Regions from separate parts of the Homo sapiens genome. Here region 1 is linked to region 2. The links are chromatin loops, found by intact Hi-C in ENCODE. Cell type or tissue: endothelial cell of umbilical vein. All regions are shown on one strand. Links, peaks and the distances in the headings refer to the core of each region. The heading gives the core; the rest is flanking DNA. Region 1 holds the start of LOC124902349 (small nucleolar RNA U13). Region 2 overlaps ABL1 (ABL proto-oncogene 1, non-receptor tyrosine kinase).

Region 1 (5,373 bases), core at 304-5,303, 400 kb before region 2:
GCAGGTGATCCAGCTGTTTCTGTGGAGCTGCCCCTCCGTGTTTCTGTGGAGCTGCCTCTCTTGGCTCCAGGTGCCTCTGGGAGGAGGCAGGAGCAGGGGTGACTCTCAGAGCTGGGTGAATCTTGGGCCAGCATCATCAGATCACACTTGCCCAGGACTTCCCTTCCTTGAGTCTCCAGTGGTGGTCTTGTACCTATGAGCAGGGGGTTAAGGAGCCGAGCTGATCTGAGTTGGAGTCCTGGCTCTGCTGCCTACCAGTCAAACGAGATGCAGGGCAAGTTCCTCAGCCCAAGCCTCAGTTTTCCTGACTCTAAAATGAAGAGAACCCCAGATGGAAGGGCTTAGCCTAAGACGGACATGTCTATTCCCTTGATTGTGGTGTTGATGTCACGGGCGCATCCGCACGCCGAAACTTGCTAAATTGGACACAAAAAAATATGCGATTATTTTTGTAGTTGATGAATGTGCTGATTGGGTATTCTCGTGTGTGTGTGAGGTGCCACCCTCAAACTTTGTTATGATGTTGGCACATTACCCATCTGATATTTAAAAAATGCAATTTATGATATGTCAAGTAGACCTCAATAGAGCTGTTTTAAAACATACAACAGAATTTCCCGCAACCCAACCACACCACCCGCGCCATCACACGCAAACAGGGGTAGGCTTCCACATATTTCCTGAATGCCTTCTGGAGCAGGGGGCAGGAGGCAGGAGGCAGGACAGGTGGCTCTGGGGCTCCTGGACCTCCTCTGCTCAGTGAGGCTGCTCACAGGAGATTGGGCGGCTGGAAAGTAAGGTTTAGGGCCTCTGGGATGGCCCAGGCTACCTGCAGGCAGCTGAGTAGCTCTGCTTTTGCAGAGTGGTTCACTGCACTGTGAAAACAGATTCCAGACGCCGGGAACTCACGCCTCCAATCCCAGGTACTGCCCACCTTAAGTCCTCCCTGCCTGCCTTCCTCCCTCCTTCCCTCCATCCTGCATGGCCAATTGCCTGGCTGCAGTTGCCATGGATACCACCTGCTGGCTCCAGGGTTAGGGCTGGCTGAGTCACCAGCAACTCAGGGGCAGGGGGTTGAATGCCCAGTAGGGACGTTGTGGGCACCGACCAGAACCATCTTCTCTGCCCCAGCTGCATGGTCCATGAGGTGTTTCCCCTTCTAAGTCCAAAGGGCAGCACAGGCCTGTGAGCCCCGGCTGACTGGCAGGTGGGACCGTGCAGCATGCACGGGACTGAATTCTCATGTGACGGAGCTCCAAAGTCCACCTGGCTACACGGCCAGGCTCTGCAGCAGAGGACGGGAGGCCTGGGAAAGGCACTTCCTCTCCCCGAGCTTCCAGGCACACAGAGAGTGCTCAGGATAGCGATGCCTGCATCACTGCAATGGTGATGGCCGGGTGACCCTTCTGGGCTCCACTTCCCCAGTAGTGTCTAATAAAGACCCTGGGTGACTCTGACCTTGTGACGTTGGTCAGACTCCAGTGGAAACGTTCCCAGGCAGAACAAACATGCCCTGTACATTTGGGAAATGCGGGATGCTGGGGCCAGGTGTCCACGGAGGCTGGAACCAGGAGGCCTGGGCCCACATCTGCCCCTGCTGCTTGTTGATCCGATGACCCTGGGCAGGTGACCTCGTCTCCCTAACCCTGGTTTCCTGTTCAGCAAATTGGACACAGTGAAGACGCCCAAGCCCAGGGCCACAGGAGGCATGTGGGGGAGGGGGGTGCAGGGCGAGCCCAAGGGCAGCCCAGGATTCAGGGAGAGCCCTCGGGGAAGAAGCATGGCTGCAAAGATCAGGAGACAGGAGGCCTTGGCGCCTTCGGGAGGCTTCATTGTGACGGAGGGTGGGGCAGGATGGGAGACCGCAGGCACTTCCCGGCTGCAGAGGGCCTGGCTGCAGAGAGCCCTCGTGCCCATCTGTCCCCCCGGGAAGGGCCGCTGGTTGCAGAGGTCTTAGGCCTCTGCCTGTCTATCGCCTTCCCTCCCTGGGCCTCAGTTTCTCTACCTCCACACTGGGGGAAGTTGGTCTCTGAGCCCCTCCAAACTGGGCATTGGCAGAGTTGAATTCAGAGGCGCTCACATTTGGAGACACGATGTCTAAAATTCCAGCCAGTGAAGGTTCCATGGGGTTGCAGGTAGGAGAGGGACTGGGGCTGGGCCCCTGCCCCACAGCATCCTTCTCCACCTGCAGGTGGGCGGCGGCACTGCGTGCTGGGGAAGCACAGATTCTTGTGCCCTCTGTGACCTTGAGCCTGCCACTGACCTCTCTGAGCCCTGCTGGCTGCCTCCCCAATAGGAATGACAACTCCTACTTCATGAGGTTGTAGTGGGGGCTCAGGGGCACAGGGAGATCCCGCTGAGGCTCCCAGGGCCCTGCCTGGTGCTTGGCAAGGAGCAGTTCTGATGGGGGATGTGTCAGCTGCCAGAGGCTCAGAGCCAAGGCCCCTCCCACATCTCCTGCCTGCGTGCATTCCTCACATCCTGGCCTTGGGCCAAACTGCTCAGCCTCAGCCGCCTTCCCTCGATGCTGGAGGATCAGGTCCAAGAGATGCCTCTCCCCGACCAGCCTAGGACTGCAGTCAGCATTCCCAGGCCCCAGTGTGGTCTGTGGGGCTGTGTGCAGAGTGTGCGAGGTCAGGGTTCCCGGGGGTGGCAGGCACTGAAGGTGAACATCCTGTTCCCGACCTTCAGTGGCAGCTTGCCCAGGAGACAAGGCTGTCCAAGGCCAAGGTCGGGGCTGGGCTGTCTGCAGGGGCTGGCGGGGGGCACTGGCTGTCTCAGGGTCACTCAGGTTGTTCCTCGACTCCCGCCAGACGCTATGTCCAGCAAAGGCTCCGTGGTTCTGGCCTACAGTGGCGGCCTGGACACCTCGTGCATCCTCGTGTGGCTGAAGGAACAAGGCTATGACGTCATTGCCTATCTGGTGAGGGAGCGACCTGGGTGTCTGTCTTCCTGCGTGTCCTGCAACCTGTCCTGTCTGCCCCCTGCCAGCCTCTGTCTGGGTTGTCAGCCTGTCTGCTCACCGTCACTCATTCAAGCCTGGCCTCTTCTCTCGAAGCCTGTCTTGAACTGGAACTAGGAAAATAGCTTCTCGTTGTACTGCCTCACTTTCTCCATCTGCAAATTGGCCATCCTTGAGATGCCTTCCAGAGCCAGGTGATGGAGGCGCGGGGAGGGCACAGAAGTGAACTTGGCAGTGCTGCTGGCTTAGCCTGCTTGCAGAGAGGCATGGGCTGGGACCTGCTGCCAGCCCTGGGAAGGCACACAGTCTTCCCATCTCCAGAGTATGCTGTCAGCCTGCAGTAATTCAGCAAAGATTGTGGAATCCTGAGCTGGAAGGACCCTGGGGGATCACCTGGTTCTGGGATGGGAAATAGGTCACAGGTGATGGGTTATGTGTGAAGCCACTTCCTCATCCAGGGCCCATAGGAGTCATCCCTCTCAAACTAGCTCCTCTTCGACTGAACCTGGCCACAGCTCTGAGTCCTTCTCTGTGTGGCTGTGCTGTTCAGGACTCTTAGGTGCAAATTTTAGAAACTGAACTCAAACCAACTTACGCAAAAAGGAAAGGGAAAAGACAATTCTTGGCTCACACAACTGAGAACTCCAGGGGTAGGATGGCTTCAGGCAGGGCTGGATCCAGGTGCTTCTAAGATCTATCTCCAACTCTACTTGGCTTCATTCTTGGCCTCTCCACAGGGCAGGCAAGGCTCATGGTCACCCTCATAGCCCACCTTTCCCAAAAAGGAGGGCTTACCCCCAGTAGGGCCCATGGGGACCCACCACGCATTAGTCCCTATGGCTGCATCATGGGGTGCGAGGCTTGGGCCATGAGCCTACTCCTTCAGTGGGCGGGATTTCTTCCTCTCCATCCCTGTGGAATGGGGTCCACCCAGGAAAGAAGGTTCTGTTTCCAGAGGAAGTGAGCCTGGGTCTCTGGACAGACAAAACTTAGCTCTTGCCAAAAGTGGCTTGTTTGCCGGCATATTGGCATGTCTAACTGCGCCCAATGCCCTTGTCATTCAGGTTGGGGAAAGTGAGGCCCAGGGGAAGAAATACTTTGCTCACAGTCACCTGGTGGGTGAGAGCACAGCTTTGAGGGGCTGCAAAGAGCCCAGGGTGTATCCATCTCACTGTAGGTAGCACAGCGGGGCAATCAGAGCTGGAGCTGGGCGTATAGACCCCTGGGCTACCACCTGGGGGATTTAAAAGCTGAATGTGATTCAGATAAGCACCTGCAGCTGGGCTTTGGCAAGATTCCAGGGTCTGGTGAGCCGAATGAAGGGAGTGAGGGCTGAGGCCAGGATCTGGGCAGCAGGCCAGAGTCCAGGCAGCAGGAAACATGGCAGTGTCTAGACAGGGGCTGTCAGACCCCGAGGTCAGGGCACTGGCCACAGGGACGGAGCTGGAAGTTCCTGAGCACGGGCTTCTCTGCCTCCCGCCTCTCAGCTGCCTCAGGATGGCCAAGGCATGGCCTTTGACTAGGGAGGAGAGCTGGAGGCTAGGAAGGCCCTGACAAGCTAATCTTTGCACTGGCTGAGAAAGAGTTTTCTGGAAAAGACAGATGAGTTTCAGGAGAACCCTAGACCTTCCAGCAATGACAGCAGATGGTTGTCTCCCAGCAGCCTGTGTGGCCAGGGCCAGGCTCAGCCAATGCTCCAACCCATGGAAGCCACCAGCCATCACCACGCTACAATCCAGCTCCCAATCTCACCTCCTGGAAGAATCTCACCTCTCCAGGCCTTGGGCTTTGTCCTTTTTCCTTCTTACTGTGACTTGGCCATGGAATGGAAGCTGTCTCTGTAGCAGGGGGTGGGAGGCTGCTGCATGCGGATGGTGTGAACTCAGGGCTCCCCCCAGGGGCTGACGGAGCCTCTCCGCTTCTGCTTCTCAGGCCAACATTGGCCAGAAGGAAGACTTCGAGGAAGCCAGGAAGAAGGCACTGAAGCTTGGGGCCAAAAAGGTACCAGGCGGGAGGCAGGGATTTGGGCTGGGAGTGGGGCGGTGATGTGGAGGGCAGTGGTGGATGCTCCTGCCCCAGGGATCCCATCCCTTCCAGTGTGTCTTCTTGCTTCTAAGAGTATGAGATCATCCTGCTCTCAGGTGTGTGAACCCTCTTGTTTTTCTGCCTCCCCCACGCCCTCTTCCACCCACCCACCTTCCCATCCAGGTGGAGTGTCTCTTCCCCACCCACATACCTTCCCTTCTCTTTTATCTCTCTGTCCATCTATGCACCCACTCACCCTCTTTTATCTCTGTTTATCTACTCGTCCACATATCCATCCATCATTCATCCCTCCATTAGCTATCCATCGATCCATCCATCCATCCATTCAGCCATCCATCCATCCATCACCCACCCATCCATTCACC
Region 2 (5,373 bases), core at 316-5,315:
ATTTTTAGTAGAGACGTGGTTTAGTAGAGACGACCTCCCAAAGTGCTGGGATTACAGGAGTGAGCCACCACACCTGGCCAGAAACCAGGTGTTTGATATCAGGTGACGGTTGTGATCATTGTTCGCACCACTACTTTGAAATGACATAGTTGCCACTGGACCTTGTTATTTAATGTGCGAATAAAGAGACAGTTATTTAAGGCATTAATAAGAGCTATATTACAAGTTTTTAAAAGTCTTTTGAGGACTGTTTCAAAAAGTCTTTTGAGGACTGTTCTCCTTTGCAATCCTCTGTAAATGCACCATTGCATTCCAACCCGGGCAACAAGAGCAAAACTCTATCTAAAAAAAAAAAAATTCATCCACAGGACAGCGCTGGCCTTCCGTTAGACTTTTGCTGTTGAGTCTGTAAGTTTTCAGCAGCTGTGTTTCTCCAAGGAGCGGGGCTACTGCTGGTTCTTTACGTCTTTCCCCCACTGCCCTGCCCCTCCCTGCACCCTAGCAGCTGACACAGTGTTTTGGGATTTGAAGATAACACAAAGGCTGTGTTCAGTTAAACGTATGTCTGTGTGTGTGTGTGTGTGTGTGTGTGTGCTTGTGTGTGTGTGTGTTTTAATAATTTTAACTTCTCTGGGTGAAGGTGTAAATTACAAAATAAAGGACCATGTAGAAATAGATAAAATGACTTTCATCAAGCTCAAAATGTGGGAAATAATACTTTTCCTCTAAGCTCATATTTTGAAAAGTTGTTTGAGACTGTTATAAAATAACTTGAGAATAGTCTGAGCATGATCTCATCCGCTGGAACGGAGTATGAAATAAAACACGAAGCCTCTTTTTAGAAGGATCTGTTTTATAGATTTTTAAATTACAGAGATTCCTTGAACTGGAGGATAATAGCGAAGGACCCACAAAGGAAATATGAATAAAGCAGCACAAGTTTAAATAATTGAATGTGAGCAAAATTAAAGGGAACGTTTGTCACGTCTGACATGCTCCATCCTCCTGTCCCCCCCACACTGAACCGTCTCCAAGAACCTTCCGGAGAGCCCACAGTGTGAACAGTAATGAATGCTCCATAGCTGGCCGCCTTGCACTCTAGTGGGAACTATGATGTTGGGCACAAGTGCCAGCAGGAAGGTGGGAAGCTTCCCGGGGATGTTTTTCCTGGAGGTCAAGTCCCCCCTTGGGCTGTGAAGTAGCCGGTACTGGGGTTCATGGGCATTTCCCTTCCCTGACTGTTCGCCAGCGTCTGGCACAGCACCAGCAGCCCCTGGAAGTCTAGGCCAGATATGCCATGTCCGAGAATCTTTTGTAAACATTTTTCATCAGTGACTCACAGCTTTGAGAAAGGATTATTTTTATATAAAACGATCTTTCAATTTTACTTTAAAGACCCAAACCATTTTCTTAGAATACTGTCTAAACAAGTTAATCATGCACAGATCCAGTGAATTCTGTGGCCTGGTTCTTATAAAATTTCCAAATAATTTTATACTGTCATAGACAGAGCCAGAGCTTTTTAGAGGTTTGAGGCATTTTTTAGATGTATTACTGTTCTCGGTGCTCAACTAGCTAATTAGTGATTTTTTCTGAGTTTAGTTGGTGAGTGGAAACCTTTTTGTTAACATTATGACAAAATAACAATATGGTTTTAAGTGGAGTGAGAGGCACTTTTGAAGATCCAGATCTTAGATCCAGATCTTAAATCTGTTTAAAGTATGACTCAGAAAGGAGGCTGCAGAAAATGTTCACTAAAAAAATTTAAGAATAATAGCAGATGCTAAAATTTATTTCCCAAGACAATAGCCAAAAAGATCTGCTGGAAGAACAGAAGAAGGGAACTAGTTGGGGCATCTTTTTTTTTTGAATGAAGCCTTCAGCCTTCTTTAGGGGAATCTTGCTTCCTGACAGAGGGACCGGTGGAAAGTTTGTGTCTTAAGCAAGAAAGATTTAAGTACATTCTGCAACTTTGGCCTTGTAAGCTGTGATCATTTTTAAGGTTGACGAGCATAGTTCACTATGAAATGAAGCAAGTAACTTGGCATTTATACATTGTGAGTCAATTTTGACATCAGCCTGGATTGGGAATTGACTGGAAGGTTTTGGTGTTGGACTGTGGCTACACTTCAGTGTCTCGGTCCAGAGGCATGCATGAGCAATACTTCCCTTTGGGCTTTAGCCATTAATTTGTGGAATAGAGCAAGAACTGGAGAGGAAAGTCGAGAGACTGCCTTGGATCGCCTGACGTCCTGTTGAATCAAAAAGCAGTGGGAGGCCCTTTCCTTCCTAACAAAGGCCTCATCCTCTTGCATAACATTCCCAGCATCTGTCGACATGTTCGGGACCATCCCACTTTAACCCACACTTCAAGTGGATGGCCACCTCTGGGCGGGGATCTGCATTCTGCTTATTCCAGGTGTTTTCCAGGCCACTTCCCCGATTATGTAACTTTGATCAAATCCAGATGCGGCAGAATGTTTGATAGAAGAGGTCAAATGGCATTTGAGAAGAAAAGCATTTCTGTATTCATGACTTTGGTTTAATTTCCTGTGTGGGCCTGGTCTGCCAAAGTTGTATGCTCATGGCCACGAGGTTGACGCACCAGAGGGAGGCACTCAAGTGCCTTTTCAGGACAGCCTGAAGGAAGCCTCCCTCCCCAGCATGCTTTTTCATGTTAAATTATCAATTATGTAAGTTTAGGGCCAGGCGCGGTGGCTCCTGCCTGTAATCCCAGCACTTTGGGAGGCTGAGGTGAGTAGATCACTTGAGACCAGGAGTTCAAGACCAGCCTGGCCAACATGGCAAAACCCCGTCTCTACTGAAAATGAAAAAAAAAAAAAAAAAAAAAACTTAGCCAGGCGCAGTGGCTCACATCTGTAATCCCAGCTACTCAGGAGGCTGAGGCAGGAGAATCACGTGAACCTGGGAGCTGGAGGTTGCAGTGAGCCTAGATCGCACCACTGCACTTCAGCCTGGGCGATGGAGTGAGACTCCAACTCAAAAAAAAAAAAAAAAAAATTTCAATTGGCTTCTATTAAAGCTTTTTTATGTTTGTCATTGTTTTCTAGTAATAACAACAATCCACATTTTTTGTGAGAAATATACCATAATATAGAGAAGTATAAAGAAAATGTAAGGCCAGACACGGTGGCTCACGCCGATAATCCCAGCACTTTGGGAGGCTGAGGCAGGCTTATCACCTGAGGTCAGGAGTTCGAAACCAGCCTGGCCAACATGGTGAAACCCCATCTCTACTAAAAATACAAAAAAAGTAGCCGAGTGTGGTGGCGGGCACCTGTAATCCCAGCTACTCAGGAGGCTGAGGCAGGAGAATTGCTTGAACCCGGAAGGTGAAGGTTGCAGTGAGCAGAGATCACGCCATTGCACTCCAGCCTGAGTGTCAAGAACGAGACTCCGTCTCGAGAAAAAAAAAAAAGAAAAGTAAATTTAAAGCACTTAAAATCCCACCACCCTGAGTTAACTACTGTTCACAGTTTGGTGAAATTCCTCCTCGTCTTCTATTTTTTCATAGTTGGGACCATGCCTATATACTGGAATGTAATATAAACACTTAATATATTATTGCGAGTATATTCTCAAACTTAAATATTTTTTCCAAAAATATTTTGAGTGGCTTTTAAAATATATCCTATTTTATGCATGCAGCATAAACTAACTTATCCTGTGTTGATAGATATTTTGTACTTGCCCTTTTCTGTGCTGTTGTTTAAAATTAGTGTATAGAAATAATTGTGTTGATCACTTAGGATAAATTCCTAGAGGTAAATCAGATATTAAATTCTTTATAGACTTCTGGTTCATATTCCAGTTGCCCTCAATTTATACACCTACTACTAGCATTGTATGAGAGTGCCCGTTTCTCTGAAATCTTACCCACACTGGCTGTCAGCGTCAAAAAGATGTATCTGCAGATTTGGCAAGGAATTTGCATTTCAGTGATTATTATCAAGCGTTCACACACTTTCCATGTTTAATGGTAATTTTTTTTGTTTTTTTTTGAGACGATGTCTCACTCTGTTGCCCAGGCAGAGTGCAGTGCCGCGACCTTGGCTCACTGCAACCTCTGCCTCCCAGGTTCAGGTGATTCTCCTGCCTCAACTCCTTAGCAGCTTGGATTACAGGCATGCGCCACCATGCCCGGCTAATTTGTGTATTTTTAGTAGAGACGGGGTTTCACCATATTGGCCAGGTTAGTCTCAAACTCCTGACCTCAAGTGATTGCCCGCCTTGGCCTCCCGAAGTGGTGGGATTACAGGTGTGAGCCACCGCACCTGGCCTTTAATGATAATGTAAATTTTTTGTGAATTGTTTATTCGTGGCTTTGCCCCATTTTTTCCATAGTGGAGGGATTTTTCTTTTTCTTGTTGGTATGTAAAGTCCTTGTGTGTCAAGAATGCTCTGCCTCACAGTTTTTCTAATATAATGACAGTGGAAGCTCGTAACTGGCTTCCACTTGACTGACTTGCTAAATTGACCGGCACTCTTCACTTCCTTATAAAACATGCCTCCATAGTCCCTGTGCCCCATGGCACATGGGATGGGGTAGCCACACTACCACTGTCTGCTGCTGCATATGTTCCTGTCCACAAGAGCCAGTCATGTTTGTTTCCAAGCCTGGTTCTTTCAGATATAGCTGTTGTTGTAATTACTTGGTTGATATGAAACCAATGAAATGCAAGTGTGAAAAGAGAATTGTTTCTAGGAAAATTAAGATGAATGCTTTAGAAAGACTCAGTAAAGGAAGATAAATTTAACAAATTACTACAGAATTAGGTGTAAGACAACAGTAAATGATTGGAATGAATTACAGAAATCTAGAAAGCTTTGACAGTGGGAATGCGTAGTGAATGGCTCTAAGTTCTCCCTCCATCTGTAGGAAATTGAAGCTGGAAGTGAGATGATATATTCATTATAGGGAGGACTTACAGAAGAAAACATCAAGCTCTAATCACATGTCCACATTTCGTTTTGTTTACTTATTTTTTGAAATGGAGTCTCACTCTGTTGCCCAGGCTGGAGTGCAGTGGCATGATCTCAGCTTACTACAACCTCTGCCTCCTGTGTTCAAGCGATTCTCGTGCCTCAGCATCCTGAGTAGTTGGGGCTACAGGTGTGCACCACCACGCCCAACTAATTTTTATATTTTTAGTAGAGACGGGGTTTCGCTATGTTGGCCAGCATGGTCTTAAACTCCTGACCTCAGGTGATCTGCCTGCCTCGGCCTCCCAAAGTGCTGGGATAACAGGCATGAGCCACCGCACCCAGCCCCACATACCTACATTTCAAAGGACAGTCTTTGGCCCTACAGTCAAGACTACCAAACCAATGTACACTAAATGGGGGTGGGGA

The links. A loop is a pair of places that touch in the nucleus more often than their neighbours do. Peaks named below come from ENCODE experiments on the same cell type or tissue, not always from the same donor. Only the 100,000 strongest peaks of a DNase experiment are listed, where the experiment ranks them.
Region 1: it touches region 2 in a loop (4-fold over the local background); 3 of 110 quality-filtered maps call a loop at or near these places.

The regions. Positions count from the first base shown.
Region 1 is chr9:130,449,411-130,454,783 of GRCh38, forward strand. It overlaps ASS1 (argininosuccinate synthase 1), which reads left to right. Exons shown (of 15, transcript NM_054012.4): 2 at 2,814-2,923; 3 at 4,895-4,963. The coding sequence starts at 2,819. LOC124902349 (small nucleolar RNA U13) reads left to right here and starts at 446; the gene lies at 446-545. RefSeq lists enhancers at 1,897-2,598, 4,073-4,573 and a silencer at 2,312-2,606. In endothelial cell of umbilical vein, for the core only: a CTCF peak has its summit at 2,194; DNase peaks (open chromatin) are centred at 2,491 and 4,301.
Region 2 is chr9:130,845,516-130,850,888 of GRCh38, forward strand. The region is part of intron 1 of ABL1 (ABL proto-oncogene 1, non-receptor tyrosine kinase); the gene reads left to right. Among named protein-coding and RNA genes, the nearest start is that of ABL1, 13 kb to the left of the region's middle. RefSeq lists an enhancer at 1,933-2,555 and a silencer at 2,147-2,441. In endothelial cell of umbilical vein, for the core only: a CTCF peak has its summit at 2,602 (motif pointing right); DNase peaks (open chromatin) are centred at 506, 1,226 and 2,206; H3K4me3 peaks cover 244 bases; H3K27ac peaks cover 2,801 bases.